4 separate regions of the Homo sapiens genome follow, and all the other regions are linked to region 2. A link is an interaction called in ENCODE POLR2A ChIA-PET data of the cell type or tissue named here. Cell type or tissue: HepG2. All regions are shown on one strand. Each heading gives the region's core, and the rest is flanking DNA. Links, peaks and the distances in the headings are about the cores only. Region 1 overlaps TGFBI (transforming growth factor beta induced). Region 2 has its middle 19 kb from the start of LECT2. Region 3 overlaps TGFBI (transforming growth factor beta induced). Region 4 has its middle 40 kb from the start of TGFBI.

What was found. ChIA-PET counts read pairs that join two places held together with the same protein. Peaks named below come from ENCODE experiments on the same cell type or tissue, not always from the same donor. Only the 100,000 strongest peaks of a DNase experiment are listed, where the experiment ranks them.
Region 1: POLR2A ChIA-PET joins it to region 2 with 31 read pairs; 9 of 35 experiments call an interaction of 5 or more read pairs at or near these places.
Region 3: POLR2A ChIA-PET joins it to region 2 with 10 read pairs; 9 of 35 experiments call an interaction of 5 or more read pairs at or near these places.
Region 4: POLR2A ChIA-PET joins it to region 2 with 10 read pairs; 8 of 35 experiments call an interaction of 5 or more read pairs at or near these places.

What each region holds. Positions count from the first base shown.
Region 1 is chr5:136,056,951-136,062,344 of GRCh38, reverse strand. TGFBI (transforming growth factor beta induced) reads right to left here. Exons shown (of 17, transcript NM_000358.3): 13 at 3,131-3,255; 14 at 1,409-1,511; 15 at 766-845. Among named protein-coding and RNA genes, the nearest start is that of TGFBI, 31 kb to the right of the region's middle. In HepG2, for the core only: a CTCF peak has its summit at 4,130 (motif pointing right); a DNase peak (open chromatin) is centred at 3,664.
Region 2 is chr5:135,970,939-135,976,332 of GRCh38, reverse strand. No RefSeq gene overlaps it. Among named protein-coding and RNA genes, the nearest start is that of LECT2, 19 kb to the right of the region's middle. RefSeq lists enhancers at 546-1,047, 2,679-2,973 and a silencer at 2,679-2,973. In HepG2, for the core only: no CTCF peak of the experiment used is centred there; DNase peaks (open chromatin) are centred at 1,912 and 2,772; H3K4me3 peaks cover 932 bases.
Region 3 is chr5:136,050,655-136,056,048 of GRCh38, reverse strand. It overlaps TGFBI (transforming growth factor beta induced), which reads right to left. Exons shown (of 17, transcript NM_000358.3): 8 at 2,930-3,142; 9 at 1,969-2,106; 10 at 1,188-1,333; 11 at 233-369. Among named protein-coding and RNA genes, the nearest start is that of TGFBI, 24 kb to the right of the region's middle. RefSeq lists an enhancer at 1,618-2,817. In HepG2, for the core only: no CTCF peak of the experiment used is centred there; a DNase peak (open chromatin) is centred at 2,238.
Region 4 is chr5:136,065,923-136,071,287 of GRCh38, reverse strand. No RefSeq gene overlaps it. Among named protein-coding and RNA genes, the nearest start is that of TGFBI, 40 kb to the right of the region's middle. In HepG2, for the core only: a CTCF peak has its summit at 4,220; DNase peaks (open chromatin) are centred at 3,617 and 4,287.

The DNA.
Region 1 (5,394 bases), core at 1,221-5,220, 86 kb before region 2:
GCCAAGAATCCTTCTCGAGGGCACTAAGGAGACCCCTGTGTACAAAAGTAAAGTGACACAGTAAGCTCCAGGCCTCTGGGTTTAGGATGGCTCCCTGCAGCCTCTCCTCTTGAAGTGCAATCTTTCTGTAAGGCACTTCACATTCCCAAGAGGCTCCACCTGACCCGAAGTAGCAAAAGAGCCAAGTGGGGCACTGAGCACTGGGCAAGCTGGGGAGCAGGAAAGGAAGCTCAGAAAGAGCCAGAGAGGGTTTGAGAGGGAGGTGGGGCTGGGGCAAGGAAGGGATGGCTCCACACACATAGCGAGCCCAGTATCCCTGTATCCAGAATACATACAGTGCCCAGGAGAGCCCCAGCCTCACCCAGGATGGGCAATGCCATGGACAGCAGAAGAGTGACCCAGAGGCCCCGGCTCAGGGCAGGCCTGGCCACTGTAAGATGAACTTGGGATGGGCTGCCCTCTTGGGCAGATGGCTTCCAGAGCTATGTCTGTTCTCTCCAGCAGTGACTTCCCCATGATCTGAGGCTCAGAGGCCTCGGTGTGAAAGCCTGCGCTTTGGCCCATGAAAGCCAGGGAGTTGCCTTGGTTCTTTACTCTGAATTTGACACAGGCTGGGGCTGAGGATGCCTCAGTGGGAGTGGGGAGAAGTTTTAAGAGAGCCCTGGGGAGCAGCCAAGGAAGACAGGGGCTGGAGAGGCTCCTCTATGGCCCAAACAGAGGACCTGAGGCTGCTCAGGCTAGGCGCAAACCTAGCAGGCATCTTACCCTGGAAAACGCTGATGCTTGTTTGAAGATCTCAAGCGCAGAGTCTGCAAGTTCATCCCCTCTTTCCTGAGGTCTGTTGGCTGAAGAGGAAAGAAAAGGCAGGTTTGACCAGAGTGAAACCATTAGCATGTCATTCATAACAACCGTGACTGAGGGGCACTGGTGGGCTTTCTGGCTCACATTTCCAAAGACATGTTTTCTCCATAATGTTTCATAACTCATGGTAGAACTTGGCCCATGGGGAGAGAGCACCAAGAAAGGTGAATGCACACATGAGGAGAGGCAGGACTGAGGTTCAACTGCACTGGAGGCAAGGAACATACACTGAGGTGAGATGCTGTAAGAGGAGTGCTGGGAATCGCGCGGACAGCATCCACGCGAATACAGAAAACTGGGCTGTGTCCGAGGGGAGCTAATATAGCTGGGCAACTCCGCAAAGAGCAATGTGTCCTCACATTCCTTAGTGTGGTGCATTCAAAACCAACAGCTCCCAATTCACTCTGCAATCAGTCACATAGGCACAGTTTAACTATCACAATTACATGTTATTCTCATCATTGTTTAGAACAGTTTTTCTTCTCTCCACCAACTGCCACATGAAGAAAAGGACTGGCTGCAGAGTCAGTGGGGATGCGACACTTACCTGGAGGCTGCAGAACATTGGTGATGACATGGACCACGCCATTTGTGGCCATGATGTCAGGCTCGGCAACAGGCTCCTTGTTGACACTCACCACATTGTTTTTCTAAAAGAAAAACAGAGTAGTGGTTGAAAGTAGAGCATTTATTTATACATTTATATATTTATTTTATTCATTCAGCAAGTGTTTACTGAACAGTTTTCGTTTTTTTCCTTGTTCTTTGTTTTTGAGATGGAGTTTCAATCTTGTCGCCCAGGCTGGAGTGCAGTGGCATGATCTCGACTCACTGCAACCTCCGCCTCCTGGGTTCAAGTGATTCTCCTGCCTCAGCCTCCAGAGTAGCTGTGATTACAGGCATGTGCCACCACGCCCAGCTAATTTTGTATTTTTAGTAGAGATGTGGTTTCACCACGTTGGCCAGGCTGGACTTGAACTCCTGACCTCAGATGATCCGCCCACTTTGGCCTCCCAAAGTGCTGGGATTACAGGCATGAGCCACTGCACCCGGCCTACTGAACACTTTTCATATGCCAAGTCCTGTGTTAGACTGGGGATACTCTGGTGAATGAAACAGTCCCTGCCCTTGACAGACCTTCAGTGTGGTGGATTAATTCAAATCTCCTGTGTGGATTTAGCACTTTGCAATTTACATAATGCTTTTTTGTGTGATCCACTCAGTCCTCACAGCAGTGTATGATAAGGAGAGTAGATATTATTGTCCCATTCCACAGAAGAGGAGACTGAGACTGAGACTGAAGACAGGCGAAGTGCCTCTTTTAAGCTAAGTAGGTGGAACAGCTGGAAATGGAAGACAGGCTTCCTGCTCTGGGCAAAAGGCTCTTTCCATTTTGCCTGGGTGCCTCACTTAAGATTTTCTCATAGGAGGCCCACCCAGGGCAAATCTATCTCAGGCCTTCCTGAAGGGCCATGTGACAAACTCAAGGGGGTAGGAGGCACAGAAGCCTGTGACAGACAGGACCCCAGCATCTGAAACCAGGTGCGAGGAGATTCTTGAATGACCTGCTAAAGTCAAACAAGTCATCCCCGTGCCTACCTCCCTACATGCATATCTTCCTATGCTCCTCGTGAGAAACTGGTGAGCAATGGATGGCTGAAGACCAAGAGAGAGGAGCAGAGAGTAGAAGCCAGCCACACACTGAAGAGCGGTCCCTCCACAGAGGGGTCAGTGGCCTCTGCAGGTGCAGCCAGGGAGATTTCTGGAGCTCGGCTGGCTATCTGCTTTAGGAACACTCTTAGTGCAGTTACAAAGTTATATCATCAATGTGCAGAGCAAGGGAAGGCTCACAGAGCAAGTGTCAGAACTCAAAAAGCCTCTTGGGATGGTCTGGTTCATGGTACAACTCAGTGAAGCCCTGGGTTTGGGGGGTGGGATGGTGTGAGTACAGACTGATCTCTTCAGTCACATAACTAGTTGCCTACAACCTCCTTAAGAGAAGGAAGATCTAATAGCCTCTCTCAGATGCCAAATCAGATGCTCTATTCCCTTGTAAATCTGGAAGTTCTTACTCATGTCTAACTATGATCTCACTTGATTTCCCTGAAGACCCTCTTCTCTTTTCTCTTTTTCTTTGGACGAATTACACTCAGAGATTCGGGCTGCAACTTGAAGGTTGTGTGTGTATAATTCCATCCTGGGGGTGAGATATGTCCTGGAGCCCTGCCCTGGGGAAATTTAGCCAGCCTTTGATTTGCAGGACACTTACCAAGCTGACTTCCAGCTTGTCACCTTGGAGAGACTTTAGCCGCACCAGGGCCCCGATGCCTCCGCTAACCAGGATTTCATCACCAATGTGGTATTTCAGGATGTTGGCAAGTTCCTTGGCATCTCCTGCAGGTTGCGGGAAAAGGAGATAGAGTTAATCCCAAGAATGGTAATTAGCCTGGTCAAGGAGGGCCCAGAGGAGAAGATGTAAGTGGTCACCCCTGAAATGAAGAACTCCCTGCCCAGGGAATAAGCACTTATTAAGCTCCCACTGTATACTCAACGTTGTGACCCACAATCTGTCTAATGGTCAGAGGACACAAAGCACATGTTCATGACCACAAATCTGCCCCAGCAGTCAGTTGGCCTCTGGGTTAAATATGCTGTCTGGGATGCTGGGCTCCCTGGCTGCTGAGAAGGAGTTAATCCATACTCCTCTGTGAGTATGACTCATGTTTCCATGAGATAAATATTTGCTTGGAAAGCCAGGGACCTTTCCAGCACCGGCATCTGGGACGTTTCATCATCAGCATGGCTCCTGACGGTTATAACACAGTAGTGCAATATTTACACATTCTGCCCTCAAATGCACATTCTGTTTGAGATGGCTATTTCCTGAAGGGAGAACTTAAAAGAGTAGACAGCTGTACTGTGGAGGAGCCATGGAGCCGATGAGGTCAGGGCTGAGGGGGATATTCCCTCCGCAGCATCTCTCCTCGTCACGTCTCAGCATTCCTTTCAGCCCACATCAGTGTCTCCAGCAACTGGGGCAGGCATCTGGTTGCCCATAAAGGTGCAGAGGCATTTCCCAAATTAAGTGTGGGAGGTCATTCCGAAAGTTTCCAGCTGCCCTCTCATCTCGGATACTCCCATTACCAGCCAAAGGGCTAAATTTCCCCAGGGCTTATGAACAGCTATTTCCAGCATCTTGAAACTGAGAAGGGAGGAAGTTTTAACTTATTTTGGAGAGTTCACTTGGTTATTGACAAATCCACATGCCTGCCAGAGGATGGAGCCACTGGGTACCAACTGATTTTCAAACATCCACAACCTGGAGCTGACAAGGTTCCCCTTCCACAAAATATTGCCTGGAAGTACAGAGCCACACCAGCCCCTGGGGTGCATGGGATGTCCTTTCAATATCTCTAACACCTGTACCAACCTCTAACACTCTCTGTCCCCCAGGGGTGCCTCAGGCCTGGGGGAGGGTGTGTTTGGGAAGCTTTTCCCATCCCCCTCCTCAACTCCCACATAATTGAAAACAAAAAGAAAGCCAAGCTGGCTCAGGCCACTTGGGGAATATTCCATTCTTGCTGGACAGAGAGAGGATGAAAAGTTTATGTTCAGAATGAACTTCTCCCCTCTCCTTAGGAACATACGTCAGCATCACAGACACAGGCATTCATTTAGCAATAAAGAAAATTAAACAGGACACGAATTCAACTTAGAGCTGCCTGCAACCTGAACTTTCTATTCTGCTCTAGAGCAGGAAGGGAGGTGTAGACAATGTGGGCCCCAAGGTTTGTCAAGGTCCTTCCTCTTCCTCCTCCTTTTCCTTGGTCTCATCTTTCTGTGAGAGTGGAAGCATCTCTCACAGGCATGCATCTGAGCTAAACACTGCAACTCCCATTCCTGCTCCCCCCGCCCCCATCGTCATGGCTATTACTGACCAGGCTGTCTGCCTGGCCCTGTGTGTGGCATCCTATTTAATCCTCCCAACACAGGCTGCAAGATACTCTTACCTTCCTCATTTTTCTTAGCCACCCGTAACCACTAGATCCCCTGCCAAACATCCTCAACTAGATCTCTCAGAGCCATGACTAACTTCTTGGGAAAGCTTTTGTCTGGAGGGATAGTCAGTGCAGGTAACTGGCTTTATTATCACTGTGCTCATAGGTCTCCAGTGGGAAACGTGCCTCAGTGACTGGGCTGGTCGCAGCCACCCTTAATTCTTTTCTACTCCTCTCTGCCCGGTTTCCTGCCCAGGAGGCTGAGCTCTATGAACTGCATCAGTGGGCTCCCTCCTGCTCTCGCATCAGCCAACAAGAGACCCAGATGGCAACTGTCTGAGAGGGAGGCTGGGGCGCTGAGTGGTCCCCCTTGCATGGTTCTGACAGTGGCTGGCTGCACATGGCTCTGGCTGCTGTTCTGTGCCCTTGTCCAAGGCTCATGACCTCCCTGGTTCCTGCTCTCATCCTCCCATTCCCCCAGGCCTAGGGGTAGTAAAGGCTTCCCAGGGTTGCTAGTCCCTGGTTGGCCTCATCC
Region 2 (5,394 bases), core at 728-4,727:
AAACTCACATTCATTTCCTCGCCATCCTCACACCTTCTACTTACCTCATCTCGGGAGACTGGGGCTATTCTACATGAGCTCCCCAACGTACCTCGTCTCCACTTTAAATTGTTTCTTGATTTTCATTCTTTCTTCACCTGTGTCCCAAACCACTCCCTCGCATTTACACATCACCTCCTCAGGTGAGGCTCAATCGTTAGGTCCTCTGACTCTCCCATTTGAAGTGTCTCACAAAGGAGAGCACTGTCTTTGCTTTCAGGCATTCTGTGCTTTAGGTGAATGTGAAACATACAATGGAAAAATCTCTGTTACACGTATTCAGCCCCGGAGCTCCCGTGATTCCCAGAGAGTGGGTATTAGAAGTGATCCCAAAGAGACCGCCCCTGGGAAGGGAGAATGGATATAGATGACAGCCTCCTGGAGTCAAGGTCAAACAGTCATCACTTAACTTGTCTGAGCTTCAGTTTTAGCACAAGCAAAGAGCAAGAACAAATGAAGCAGTAAGTGCAGAAGCGAAAAGGTGCTTTGTTCTCTTTAAAAGAAGCACACTGAGGAATGAAGTCCCCTGAACTGCTAAATGGAAGATTTACATGCAATCCTTCTGCCTTTGGCGAGGCAAAGTTTTTTATTTTTTTAAACAACAAACTTTTGGGAAGAAAGGAACAAACTGCAACTTTTGACAATGAAAAAATATTCCAAAATATTTGATATTGAGCAACAAAAGCACTCAGCCATTTAATAGGTGATTGGTGTTTCAAAAACCATGGGTAAAAAAATCTCTTTCAGCTAACATGGCTCTTAAATGATCCATTGGAACAGGCTTTGTTATTCGTTATTGAAAATGTGGAGATCTCGCTAACCTGAGTTTCTCTCCCTTGGTGGGAGTCTCTCTGCTTGCTCCAGCATACCACCCACTCTTCGCTTTTCTCTGGTAGCCCTTCTGTTTCTGTATGGTTTGGCCCTGGGAAAATAAAGACACATGCAGAGTGCTCACAAAATGCAAAACATGCTAATGAATGTGGGAATTAGGGATGTTTCCCTGGCTCAATCCTTTCATTACGTCTTATTTTTCCTGTAACTCCTCATCAAAACTTTAAATTAAACAGGCCATATGGAAAAAGCTTTCAATGAGATTGTAATTAGGTATATAAAGCTTTCATAAATTAAACCAAGAACAGGAAATTTTTTTTGAAATCCCATGAAGGCACTCACAGCGGCAGGCTCCTATGGCACGCCAAGCTCTGCTCCTGTTCTAGTTCAACTCCTGAAGTCAAAGGACATAGTCAAAGTCTTGCTCCTGAACCAAAGGCACTACAATGGTTTGTTTGACGGTTAGCTCTCTGTGTCAACTTCGCTCCGCCATGGTACCTAGATATTTGGTCAAATGACAGTCTAAATGTCACTGTGAAGGCATTTGTAAGATGAGATTAACATTTAAATCAGTAGGCTTTGAATGAAGCCGATTACCCTTCATGATGTGAGTGGGCCTCATCCCATCAGTTGTAGGCAATAAGAGAAAAAAGATGGAAGGCCCCCAGGAAAGAGGGAATTCTTCCTCTAGACTGCCTTTAGATTCCAAGATGCAACATCACCTCCTCCCTGGGTCTCCTAGCCTGACACCTGCCCTGCAGAGTTTGGGCTTGCCACCTCCCACAACTGCATGAGCCAATTCCTTAACATAACTGTATTTATCTATCTACCTATCTATAAATATGTATAGCTCCTATTGGTTTTGTTTCTCTAGAGAACCCTAATACAGATGGGTGCTCTTTTGTTAATTGCAAGAGAAAACATCATCTCCAACAGAAAGAAACTGTCTGAACTTGAAATCACAGAAGATGTTTCCAGGCTAGGACTGTTACATTTTCCCTGAAAATTTCTGTTTACCCTGTTGCCTGGCTAAAGTTCAATTTAGGTAGGGTGATGCACTCTGAAGGTCACATTTTCTCTCTTTTATGTCCAGCAGATCCAACCAAGTTTCTTTCCTTGACAGTTCTTATTTAGCAATAACAGAAGGGATTGTTTTATATCTGATATATGTGCTCATAAAAAATTTTAAAGTAAACTTTGAAAACAGATAAAAACATGAATGTATTTAGTTCTTGCCCAAATGCTTTTAAACCTCCAATAATTAGTTCCCTATTCTCTCTCATAGCAGCCAGCAGAAATATTCCTGGAACAATTCCAGATCTCCCTAGAGTCAAATGAAATTCAGAAACTCCAACTTTATTGTTGGAAACAGGGAAGTAGGGGGCTTAGGCTTGGCTCCCAATGCCCTCTACAATGCTTCACAGGCTCAGTGAGCTACAGGACACCCAGCACTTCCTCCACTTGTCTCCCTTTTCCTGGGTCCATGCTCACCCTCATTCTCACCTCAGGGCTTGACCCCTCCCAGGTTCTCAGTCTTTACTGGCTTGCTTTCCTCCTTACCCACCTTCATGTTCTTTCTGTGCAGAGTTCAGTGGCATGCGCACTGCACACTGGGTGTGGGAATGACTGAGTTGTTGAAAGGTGAAGTAGTATTGTAACCAACTGTGACAGTCCTTCTTGCCAGTTTCTTCTTTCAGGAGGTATCAGTAGCAGGAGAGGGATTTTCATGCCTGAACTGGCTACCTTCATTTCTTCCATTATCATTGTTGAGTTACCACTAGCTTAAGATGTTCCACTGGCCTGAGTCAATCAGAACAATGGTGCCAAGAATGTGTGTGTTGTAACCTCTGGCAACTCTCTGACTATGTCTGTGTGTGGTGTAATTTCAGGGTTCAAAGCTCAGTGGACCAAACACATCTGTTTACCATGGTCTGGAGTAATGTAAGTCTGTTTCCCTAGGTGGCCCCGGGCTGTTTGCTTTCTGCTGGTCAAAGTACTAGCACATGGTGAAGCTAAGTGAGGAACTATGCCCACTACAGTTCTGTAAGTATTTGATAGAATGAAGATTTTCTATTGACTGGGGCTTAGTACATTCTGAAATCTTAGAACCACATGGTCAGTTTCCACACAAAATTCTCAGACAGAATTTTAAAACTAAGAAACTCTCATTTGAATACAACAGTTTTAAATAACGAGTAATTGTAGAGTCTCTTGATTGCCTATTTGCACCCAATGGGATGTAAAAAGCCATTTTTGGTAAAAGTTTGTGTCTAATTTAAACATCATAGGCTAGAGTAATATTATTTTATTTCATGTAAATGATCATCAGTCAGTTTTTTTGGGCCAAAAGATATGACAGAGACAGAGAGTTAATCAGTTCACAAGAATTCTTGAGAGCAACTTTAGGTAAATATGAATAGTTGTAAGCTGTAAAGGTAGACGATGTAATTTACCAAGTTATAAGAGATAATCTCCTTTTGGTTCTCTTCCTTTAGCACTCGGTAGGTAGAAAGAGGGAGGACACTTACATTCTACATATGTTCTACATATGAACATTTGTACATTTTACATGCATACTTTCCGTAGGGTTGTGGATCTGGTTGTGAGATACAGTCACACAACTTCATGTAAGTACTGAATACAGAGTGGAGATGTCTACTGCTAGTAGAGTTCAATGTCTTTGAAGTTTTATATTACATCCTTACTAAGTTATGTAGATTTTTGCATCCTATTCCATAAAATGTCCAAATTAGTTTTAATATAAAAATAATGGTCATGGATACCAGCAAAAATGGTAGAGTAAGAACCTCTAAAAATTCCATCTTTCATAAAAATAATAAGAAACAGGCAAAAATTGTCAGCATCAACTTTTTCAGAGCTCTGGAAATGAACTAATCCTGGGAGCACTTACTGAACAAAAATGGCTGAATCTTGCTAAGAACAGTAAGTTTTGTGGTATTTTGACTCGGTAAAAACCTACCCACTGCTTACCAGCCTACCTTTGAAACCAGTAGCCTGGCAGCAACTGGCAGAAGCAGAATAGAGCTTGAGCTCTTTTAAAGCTCATTTCCAAGAATTGTCATTATTTGACTGTCAGTATGTCTTTCAAGGACCCCACTTGAAGGCTGTCTGTTTTTGAACTGACTTGGAGCTTGCCCTGTCCAAATAGCCTTTCCCTCAGAGTGGTTGTTGAAAAACAATTACAAACAACTGCTTAAATCCACAGCTGCTTGAGATGGTGAATAAAAGTTGGGGTAAACAATAGACTAACTAAAAAGCATAAAAATAAAAAATAAGCTGTCCATAGGGACTTTGAAAAACTCCTACATATTCCTGGGAATTAAAAGAACAAAGTCATGTGTCCATGCCTAGAGCTGTGCAGGTGCTCAGGAAAGACATGAGAAGGCCCTAAGGCATTAACTTGGGCTGACTTTGATGCTTTGCACAAGCAGGGAGTGAAGGCTTAGACAGAGCTGTAAACTGCCTGGCTGAATGTTGAAGGCATCCCCTAGCACACACAATAAACCCCTAAGCAAAGACAGGGATACTTATTGATTCCAGGTGTTTAGGAAAAGTTCTGCCTAAATATTAACTGGCCAAACATAAGCAGACACTTTAGTGGCCACACATGACAAAGATTATGGACGTTATAGAATTGGTTCAGAAAGGTCAGTAAACAAACTAAATCAACAACTACAATAAAACAGAAACAACAACAAACCTTGGAGACTTGGGAAGGGTGGGGGAGGGAATATGATTTCCAGAATTGCCACATGATATTATTTTAAATATTGAGTTTTCAACAAAGATGTATGAGACACACAAAGAGGCAAGAAATTATGGCACATACAGGAACAAAAGCAGCCAATAGACATTGTCCCTTTGGAAACCAGATGTTGCACATACTAGACAAAATACTGTCAGTTACTTAAAATATATTCAAAGAACTAAAGGAAACCATGTATAGAGAACTAAAGGAGAGTGTGAGAAAAATGTCTCACAAAATAGATAATACCAATAAATAGAAATTACATATAAAAAAGAATGAAATAAAAATTCTAAAGTTTGAAAGCACAATAACTGAAAAACCTTCCCGAGAGAAGCTCAATAGAAGATTTGAGCAAATAAAAGAAAGAATCAACAAACTTGAAGATGTGTTAATTGAGATTATCCAGGATGAGGAACAGAAAGAAAAAACAATGAAGAAAAATAAAGAGAGCCTCAGAGACCTGTGCGACACTCTGTAGCACAAGAATATATGCATAATGGGAGGTGTCTAGAAAGATAGGAGAGAGAGAAAGCAGTAGAAAGAGTATTTAAAGAAATAATGGTTCAAAGTTTTCCAAATTTGATAAAAACCATTAATCTTCATATCCAAGAAGCTCGAGAAAATTGAAGTAGGGTAAATTCAAAAACTCAAAGATGACACATTATAATCACATCATTGAAAGACAAATCTTGAAAACAAGAGAGAGAGACTCATCTCATATGAGAGATTTTCAGTGAAGTTAACAGTTGATTTAT
Region 3 (5,394 bases), core at 425-4,424, 80 kb before region 2:
CTTCCCATGCATGTGAAGATTACACTCTTAGAAGTAACCCTTCTTCCCAATGTAAGCTTTCAAGGCGACCCTTGCCTTTTCCCCATCCCAAGTCTGGAAGGTCGCAGCAGTGCACTGCTAGTGTTAATTGAATCCCCAAGGTAGAAGAAAGCTTGACAAATAGCTGGGGCCCCACATCCCACTCCAGCATGACCACTGGGCAGAAGCTCCACCCGGGGATGGAACTAATTACCTAAAGCGATTGTCTCCCTTCAGGACATCCATGACAGTCCCCATTGGGGGGGTCAGCACCCGGTCCATCGTGAACAGGGTCCCGTACCTCCCCCTCTTGTCGTGGGCCGCGATGCAGCTGTTCTCAATGCAGAGGCTCTGCACAGAAGAGGGACAGAGAAAGAAAGGACTGGTTATACTTCCACGAGGGGCCTCCTGATTTGTTCAGAGCATGTAGCAGGGTCATTATCCATGAAGATGAAGGAGTATACACTGGGATGGGTTATTAAGGCTGGGATAAAATGATGTATTTTCTCCAGGAAATAAAACAATAAATGGTCTTCCTTAAGGAAAGAACGGTTAGAGAGGCCCCAATAAAGTCACACAGAGGTCCCATAATGAGAATATCAGTTACACATGAGGTCCATTGACAATGTTGAAATAAATACGTTGAACCCATTTATTTATTTCTTTGTTTAACAGATGATAACCATCTTTAGCCAAATGGTGCTGGTTGGTCCCAGGCAAGAGCTATGTTGAGTTGTACTTCCTTTTTGATTTCCAGGGTAACTGTTGGGTTTGAAAACAAAGAAGATACAGCAGAAGAGAGAAGGCACCTTTTGGACCAAGGAGGGCTGTATTTTAGTTTAGGGGGCTTCTCTTCTCATAAGCTCAGAAAGAGTCTGAACTCCATCCCTCCTCCCAGGTGTTAATTCCTGAATTCAAGAAGGACTTATTCCTTCACAATACAGGTTGGATAATTGTGTGGTTTATTCTCAAAGGCCTCCAGAAAAAGAGATTCCAATCCTTCTGCAGGATCTCATTTTGTTATCTATATTTTCCAGAAATTATTTCCTTCCTTGTCAGCAACCAGTTCTCATGCAAACTCCTGCTTATTGAGGACATTTTTTTTTACACTAATACAAGTCCCACAGTAAGGAGCTTCCCAGGAGCATGATTTAGGACCCAGAACTTACATTACGATAAACAAAAACTCTCAGTTTTTTGCCGCCCAGAGTTTCCAGGGTCTGTCCATGGTACAGATACTTAGAGGCCAGCTGGTCTTTAATTATGTGGTTCCGAAGCAAATTCCTTGTATGGGCATCAATTGGAGGGGTTCCATCTACAAGAAAGGGTGATGGTTAGGTCCAGAGAGATGTGCTCCTGCAATGAAGAGAGTGATGAGAGATAAATACAGTGAAAAAGCCCATCCCTCCTTGAGTTTGGAAACAGGGATTGAGAAACCAAGTGAAGCTGCCAATATTCCTTAACATCTGGTATCTTCTATGGAGAATTAAAGAAGATCCAGATAATCAAGGGTGTTTGGAGTTTTGCCCTAAGAGGGAAGGGCAGGCACGCACACAACTTGGCCCCCTTCTCTGCCTTCCTGGGGCTGCAGCTCAGCTGTACCCTCACTCTGACCTCTTGACTATACATTGGCAAGTGACCCTGCAAATAGAAAGGCAAGGGAATGCTCTGCTCTCCCAGATGTCAAGTCTTGAGTTCTGAGGAACGGCTGCCTCCCAGATGTCAAGTCTTGAGTTCTGAGGAACGGCTCCCCAAAGGCATTCTCTGCACTGCCTAATGAAACAACAGAGCCTCTGAAGTTTCTGCTGAAGTCACATCTGCTTTTGGTTGAGCTGAGTGGAAGTTCTAATGTCCCATGGGGTGCTGTAAATCGGAGAGTGTTGTGGAGGTGACAGGGGTGGGGAAGCTGCCTCCAGGGACAATCTAACAGGGATGCCTTCCCCATGTTACCTTTGAATACAGAATTCAGGGGAGCCAGGAGGGTCAACCGCTCACTTCCAGAGAGATGATTGCCGAGGCCGGCTTGTCTGAAAAGGTCAATGGCTGTGGACACATCAGACTCTGCAGCCAATTCAAATAGTGTCTTGGCTACAAGGAAGGAGAAAGTGGGTTCAAAAGTTAAAAGCGCTGTTTTCATTTATCATTCATCCACCCCAGGGCATGACACACATCAGCAGGAATGTCATCTCGTGAGTCAACAACCCCTCTAAACACTGCTGGGGCCCAGCGGGCTTGTGTCATCAGGGGAACAGTCACCTAGAAAATCTAACCAGTCAGGAGGAGAGGGAGGAGAGGTGAGCTCAGTTAGGCAGAGATCAGCCTCTGTCCCAGGCCCTGTGGGCTGCTTGGTCAGGGCACATTCTAACAATGGGAAGAAAGACAGTCTGTGTGATGGCTTCTGTGGTGTAGATAAGGCCAGCAACCACACCCATAGAAGCATTTTGTTTTTTCCTGTGAGATTCCTTCACTCATGGACAGATCTCACTGGAAGACTAGAATGGGGCTAGGATTCCTAATGAGACACAAGCCAAAGTCCATTCAGTCATTCTAACTGGGTCAGTGACCATGGGACAGCTTGGGCACTACTGAGAAAGCACATGCTCTGAGGTCAGCAAGTGGCCCTCTTTGCCCATGCACAGCAGGCAGATCTTCTGAAAGGCCTCTGTGATTGAGTCTGTCCCCAGACCCCTTCAATAGCTCCCCACTGCCTCTCCACTGCACTTGCAAGCCTGAAGCTCAAGACACATCAGTCTGGTCACAACCCACACATTTGCAGTGGCCGAGAAGCTGTGAGCTGGGTCCAGGCAGGGAAGTCGCCCAAAGATCTCTGAATTTCCCCTCCCCCGCCACAAAGGATGGCAGAAGAGATGGTGGGCCAGGCAGGGCCAAGGCCCCCGGAGGCCTGGCCTACCTGAGTCTGGGATGAGTAGCTCATCAATGTAGTGGATCACCCCGTTGGTGGCTAGGATGTCTTTATTGGAGATGATCGCCTTCCCGTTGATAGTGAGCATGTCCCCGCTGCAGCCCACCTCCAGTGTCGTGCCCTCCAGGGTCTCTACAGACAGCCCCGCAACGATGGCTTCAGCACACATAGCTGACTTCAAGATGTGGTTGTTCAGCAGGTCTGGGGTCCAAACAGACTCAGGTCAAGTCAGGGTCCACTCCACGATAACCTCAGGGACCACTTGCAGCCTGCCCATGCTGTGAGGATCCTGTTCTCTCAGATGAGGACCCTCAGATGAGGCTGGGGCACCACAGGGCCCAGATCCTCCTCGCCTTCTGCCTGCTGCCCTAGAAAACCAGCTGGGGCCCTGTGGCCACTTTCCAGCTGTGGGACCCTGGGAGAGTCATTTAGCCTCTTTGAACCTCAACTTCCTTATCAGTCAAGTGGACATAAGAATTGCATTCATCTCCTAGGGCTGCTGTGGGGATGACATGAAATTCTGAACCTAAAGCACTCGGCACGGGGCCTGACAACAGAGTAAATGCTCAACAAATGTTAGTGATTAGCTTATTTGTAGCTGAACTTCAGGGATACAAGAAAAACTCAAGAGAGCCTACCACGGGATTTTAGAAATCTACTCACCTTTATAAAAATGTAAACTGTAGTAGGAAAAGACGAAAAGTGTACAAATGACAGCTTTGAGTTATTTGTGTACACTTTATTTGTCCAGTTTTCTGTTCATTTAGCCCAAGGGTCTACTAGCTGCCAGGATATATCTTAAGGTTTGGTGATCAGTAAGACTTGGCCTTTGCCATCCCATTCACCACACCCATAAATAGTAAGTATAATAATTTATTTGCTTATCCAAGTGCTACTTTAGGGGGCAGGGCAGGGCTGAGGCCCAAAGGGGGCTCCTGACCCATCGTGACTCCTGCTGGTCTCCATTGCCTCGGAGAGCCCAGACAGGCTGGATGGAGGCAAATGCAAGGACCAGTCAAGGAGGAGGAGCCCCCCCCAACCCCAGGCTGAGCAGGTGGCCTGGACTGCTGCTCACCAAGGTCACCGAGGCTCTATGTCCCATATTCTCACCACGGAGGCGAGTTTCAATCTGATCCCAAGTGTGGGAACCAAAACCACACTGTCATAGGCAGGAGGAAGCTCTGAGGCCCTGCAAGGCATGGGGCTGCTGCAGACGAGTTGATGGCCTTGGAAGCCCGTGCTGGCCACATTCAGCCAGAGGGAAAGAAAAAGGGTGAGAAGGCCTATGGGAATGAGGCCTTGGGGATTGAGCTTCTTAGAGAAGGAAGGTGAAGTCCACGATGTGGTAGAGGAACCTGCCAGGGCCACTTGGAGGGTGAGCAGGGCCAGGGCTGGAAACTAGTCTTCAAACTGGACACACCACCAGCCCTGGCTGCTTCTCGCCTGCCTGCCTGCCAACCTGCCGGTAACAGCAGGAGACTGTTGGGTGTGGGGCAAGGACCTCTTCCTTCCAGTCTGCAGCGATGGCACCAAACAGAGTGTCCTTGCTCTGAACCAGCTGGTTAGTGAGTAGGAAAAGGCAGATTTGCAAAAGGGACGAAGTAGGGGCCTTTTTTTTCTTACAGTTTATAATAAGGAGTTTTTTTTGTTTTGTTTTGTTTTGTTTTGTTTTTTTCTTTTGAGAGAGTCTAGCTTTGTTGCCCAGGCTGGAGTGCAGTGGCATGATCTGGGCTTATTGCAACTTCTGCCTCCCAGGTTCAAGTGATTCTCCTACCTCAGCCTCCTGAGTAGCTGGGATTACAGGTGGCCACCACCACACCCAGCTAATTTTTGTATTTTTAGTAGAGACGGGGTTTTACCATGTTGGCCAGGCTGGTCTTGAACTCTCAGCCTCAAGTGATCTGCCCGCCTTGGCTTCCCAAAGTGCTGGGATTATAACCATGCCCGGCCTATAGTAAGGAGTTCTGAGGTCTCCAAAGCAAAGAATGTGCTCTGTGCAAATCATGTTTTAATAGGGAATACAGTTCTAAAAGCCTTTGGGCCCCTTAAGGCTATGTGTGTCCCAATGCCCGCCCTCATTCCCCATTTTGTGCTGTGAGTATCTCTGTCATTGCACTCACCAAATCAGATCCCAACAACCTGTTTTAAAGCCTGCCATTTCTACTAGGTCTTAAGTTTCTTGGAGGCAAAGGCTGTGCTGTATTCATTTTCATGGCCTCTGTCCCCAGTGCCGGCCAGGCGCATAGAGGTACCATAATCACCTGGACACGGAACAAATCCCGTCTTCCCATCTGTGCTTTCAGAAATATGCCCTTTCCCATCCCTGCACAGATAGAAGGAGAACACTTTAAATGTATAGATGTATAGGGTGTCTGAAATGCATTAGACATTTTATATAGCACATTGACACGGTGGGTTTAAATAGATTCAAAAGAAATCAAGTGATCCTGGAA
Region 4 (5,365 bases), core at 1,366-5,365, 94 kb before region 2:
TTTCTCCTCCCTCCACTGTAGGAGGGACCAAGCCTTCTTCACTCCAAAGCTGGCTGAAAACAGCCCCTCTAGCAGGGCTTTTTCCCTCACCCTCCGATTCTGGAAGCCCAACTGAGAGCGGTCATCAGGGAAAGGTCCCTGCGTGCAGATGGCTTCCTTGAACTTGAATTATTCATAAGCTGTTGCCAAGAAGCCGCAGGGACTCACCCGCCCCACTGACAGGAGAAGAGAGTAGTTTTCCATCTGTTCACTCAAAAACTCATTTCCGCCCAAATGAGGACATTTAATCATAAGTCTTTCCCCTCTGTCTCTGCTACTCCCAAATCTCAGACTTTCTTCTAATAGAATTAGGATCCTGGGAATGGGGAAAAACCCTCCAAGCATGAAACTTCCTCCCCAGAAGGGTTAGAGGGTGGAGTCACCTGCTAAAGATGAAGCAGCCTTTCTGCAGTGTGACTCATCAGCCATTTACCTGTTCTCTGGGCCCAGATGTTCTCTCTGAGTTGGGGCCTGCTGACCCAGGGGTGACCTTTCTCAGTTAGGGAGTCTTAGCCAGAGGGGACCGAGGCACACATAGCTGGGCAGGAGGCTTCCCTGGGGATGGTGATGCTCATAAGCCACCCTGCTTTCCTGAGAAGACCCGAGGAGAGCTCTGGTTGCAGGCTTCCTCCAGCCCACATGCGTGAGAGACCCCAGAAGGATACCTCAAGGGTCTGGAGAAGCCTCCTCTTCCTTTTTTAGAGAGCAACAGGGGCCTGAGCCCACCTTGTTGACTGAAGGAGCCATTTGTTCTCTGGAAACACACCTTGTTGACTGAAGGAGCCATTTGTTCTCTGGAAACCAGGCTCTGAGATAACACTTTTTGAATACGTACTGTGTGCCAGGCCCTATGCTAGGCACTGGGCGGAGGAGTCCCTACATACCTTTGAGCAGCTCACCTCCTAGCAGGGAAGGCCAAACAAGAAGTAGGGAATTAACCCAAATAAGTCCTTAGGGCTATGGCGGCACATGTACGGGGGTTTAGAAGAAAGAGCTGCTGATCTGACATGAAGGGTAAGACTGAACAAGTAGACTTCCAGGTTTTCATATGCCTGTGGGGTTCTCAATCCCTGAAAAATGGCATCCATTCAAGCACTCACAGCAGAAAATGTATCCTTCTCTCCTGCCCCCTTTCCTCCCAGCCCAGAGTCAGTCCTCTCATCTCCCCCGAGAATGCTCTTGCCGTGGTTCCTGATGACATGCACATGGCTAAACCCATCGGACACATCAATAATTCATCTGAGTTGATGCTTGTCCTTAAAAGGCTATCCTTCCTCAACTTCCAGGATTCCATACACATATTATCAGACCCCTTTGCAGGTTTTTCTTCCTCTTCCAGATCTCCAAATGCTGGAGCTACCCAAGGCTCTGTCTCAGGCTCTCTTCTCTCTCTACACTCTCTCCCTGGGAGATCACATCCAGTCACTCTTTTTAAATAGCACCTATATGTACTAACTCCCCAACACTCCATCTCAGCTTAGACCTCTTCCTTGACTCTAGGTTTGAATATCTAACAGCTTTTTTTAACATCTCACTTGGATTTTTAATTGGCTTTCCAAACTTAAACTATCCAAAGGAGACTCTTAGTCTTTTTTTTTTTTTTTACCAGTAGCTTCTTCCCTGCTCTGAATTTTAGGAAAAAAAAATGGCATAACCCTTTAGCTGGCTGTTTAAGGCAAAAACCTTGGTACCGTTCTTGAATCCTCCCTTTCTCTCATGTTCCTCCTCCAACCCCTATTCTAGTCCTATCTGTTCTACCTCCAAAATATGTCTCAAGTTCCTCTGTGTCCTTCCATCTCTAGTGCCACCACCCTGGTCCTCCATCATGTCTTGCCTGGATGACTGTAACGGCCTCCTAATTGGCTTCCCAGCTGCTACTCCTACCCTCCACTTCAACCCACTTTCCACACAAAAACCAAAACAATCATTTAAAAACATATTTAACAATTAAGAAGACAATTCTATGTATAATAGCATCACAAAGTATAAAACACTTAAGAATCAATGTAGCAAAGGATATGAAAGACTTGTACACTGAACACTGCAAAAAATTGTTGAGATAAATTAGAGAAGACACAAATAAATGGAAAGACATCCCATGTTCATGAATTGGAAGACTTACTATTATTAAAATGTCAATAGTACTCAAAGTGATCTGCAGATTCAATATAATCCATATCAAAATCCTAATGATATATTTGGCAGACAGAAAAAAATCTACCCTAAAATTCATACAAAATCTCAAGGAATTTCCAATAGCCACAACAATTTTGAAAAAGAAGAACAAAGTTGAAGGACTCATACTTACTAATTTTAAAACTTACGCCAAGGCTACAATAATCAAAACAGTGTGGTACTGGCATAAAGACTGACATACAGACCAATGGCATAGAGTAGAGAGCCCAGAAATAAACCCTTGCCTGTATGGTCAAATAATTTTCAACAAGGGTGCTGAGATCATTCAATGGAGAAAGGACAATCTTTTCCCAGCACTGGGTAGCCACGTGGAAAATGGGGTAGCCACATGGAAAACTGGGTAGCCACATGGAAAAGAATGAAGTTGGGCCCTTTCCTTATTTCATATACAAAAATGAACTAAAAATGAATAAAAGGCCTACATGTAAGAACTAAAATTCTTAGAAGAAAACAGGAGAAAAGCTTCATGACATTAAATTTGGCAATGATTTCTTGGACATGACACCAAAAGCACAGGCAATAAAAGAATAAATAAATATTGTGAACTTCATCTAAATTAAAGATGTTTATGCATCAAAGGACACTGTCAACAGAGTAAAGAGGCAACCCACAGAATGGGAGAAAATATTTGAAAATCATATATCTGATAAGGAATCAATATCAGAATACATAAAGAACTCCTAAAATGTAATAACTAAAAAAGAAAAAAAAATTTTTTAAATGGGCAAAGGAATCAAATAGACATTTCTCCAAAGAAGAAATATAAATGACCAATAAGCACATGAAAAGAGGCTCAACATCACTAATCATTAAAAAACAAAACAAAATCAAAACCACAATGAAACATCACTTCACATTCAATAGAATGGTTATTACCAAAAACCAGAAAATAACAAGTATTAGAGAGGATGTGGAGCAACTGGAATCCTTGTGCACTGTTGGGGGGAATGTGACATAGTGCAGCCACAATGGAAACACTATAGCAATTCCCCCCCCTCCCAAATTAAAAATAGAATTACCATATGATTTATCAATTCGACTTCTGGGTATAACCAAACTAATTTAAAAGAGGGACCAAACTAATTTAAAACAGGGACTCTGACAGACATCTGTACACCCACATTCATTGCACCGTTATTCACAAGAGCCAGAAGGTAGAAACAAGCCTAATGTACATCAAAAGATGAGTGAATAAACAAAGTGAGTGGTATATATATGCAATGGAATATTATTCAGCCTCAAAAATGGAGGAAATTCTGACACACACTACAACATGGATAAGCCTTGAAGATATTATGCTAAGTGAAATAAGCCAGTCGCAAAGAACAAATACTGATTCCACTTACATGAAATACCTAGAGAACTCCAATTCATAGAGACAGAAAATAGAACAGAGATTATCAAGGGCAGAAGGGAAGGGAGAATGGGTAGTTAATGTTTAATGGAACAGATCAGTTTTGCAAGATGAAGAGATTGGTTGCACAACAATGGGAAATGTACTGAATACCACTGAATTGTATACTTAAAATAGTTGAAGTGGTAAATTCTATGCCATGTATATTTTACTAAATATAAAATATATATCTGATCATTGCACACCCCTCTCTATCTCCCTCCCCCAACTAAAACCCTCCAGTGGCTTCTCATTGTCTTAAGGATAATGTCTAAAATTCTTAATACTAATTATGATAGTACTTAGCCTATGAGGCCCAGTACAGTCTAGCTCCCAAACCTCTCACCAGAGGAATTGTCTCTCTTCTCTCTAGCCACACAAAACTCTCTCACATTTTCTCAGAGCCTTTATGACACTGTTCTTCAGACTGAATTCTCTTCCCCACCCTCTTCATTCTTCAGGTCTCAGTGACCTCCATCGCCTCCCCAAGTGATGGGGAGCTCCAGCACTGCAGGGACTGTTAGGGCCTGCATGGGTGACAGGGTGTAGCAGCTCCAGGGAGCCTCCTCTAACAGGCCTGAGGCCAGAGCTCCAGCTGCTGCCTTCCACCTCCAGGTCCTGGAGTCCTCTCCCCAACCACAAGTGGGTGTGCTGTGCCTGTTTTCTCTGCCTAAGGCTGTGTCTTCGGTTTCCCATGCAGGGGTGTGTGTGCATGCATGCATGTGTGTGTGTGTGTGTGTGTGTGTGTGTTTGTGTGTGTGAATGAATGTGCGTGTGTATAGAGGTTGTCCCAGACTCCTCCCCTCTCCACCCACCACTTATTCTCTGGGCTGGCTCTCTGGCTTTCTGGAATGGATGAGTTTCTTTCCCTGCCAGATAGGGATGGCCCAAGGTGGCCTCATTTGACTTCTCTGGACAGGGCTTCGGGCCCATCCCTCATTCCATGACTTTCTCTCCTGGCTTTGAAAAGAGTTCTGAGCATAATATTCCAGGCATCTCTTCTAAGAGCATAACACTGAATTATGCTTTCAAGCACAGAGGTATTTTCCTCTCTTTTTTTCCAGACATGAGTTCTGGGGCACTCGTGGCTATTGCTAATTCTTAATGCCCTGGCACCATAGAAACAAGTTATGTTCTAGGCTGTGCAAGCAGAGACCTGGCCTGCAGGGGCTTCTCTGGAGGGTAGGGGGTTTTGAGCCCTTCTGACCACCTGGCATTCATGTCTGCTTGTCCATGGCTGCCTTGACTACCCCTCCTGGCCTCTGGTATAGTTGAGCAGAAGGGAGAAGCGTGGTTAAGAATGGCTGGATTTGTGTTTCAGCCTCTTCTTATTCTGTGACCTGGCAAACTACTTTAGCTCTCTAAGCTTCTATTTCTGCAGCAGTAAAATGAGAATTTTAATAGTACTTACCTGTGTCATAGTATCAGTGCAAGTAATAGAAAAAATAATGCACATAGGTGCATAGCCCAATACAGCAGGCCTCTCTGGCCCCATGGCTGAGCTGGCCTCTCAGTTGGCCAATGTGGCCAGGTTTAGGCCACCCCTGTCCCCTGTGTGGGAAAGGCATACCCCATCCTGGGAGGCCTCAGGGCCCAATGCTGAGGGTCTTTGCAGTCCTCTCTACATCCCAGAAAGCTTTGTATTCCCAGAGTGACAGCAAAGACAGAAGTGGACTAAGAAGAGCCCATTCCCCTTCTTCCTCTCCTTCCATTTCCTTGGTTGGGGCTCAGTGGTCA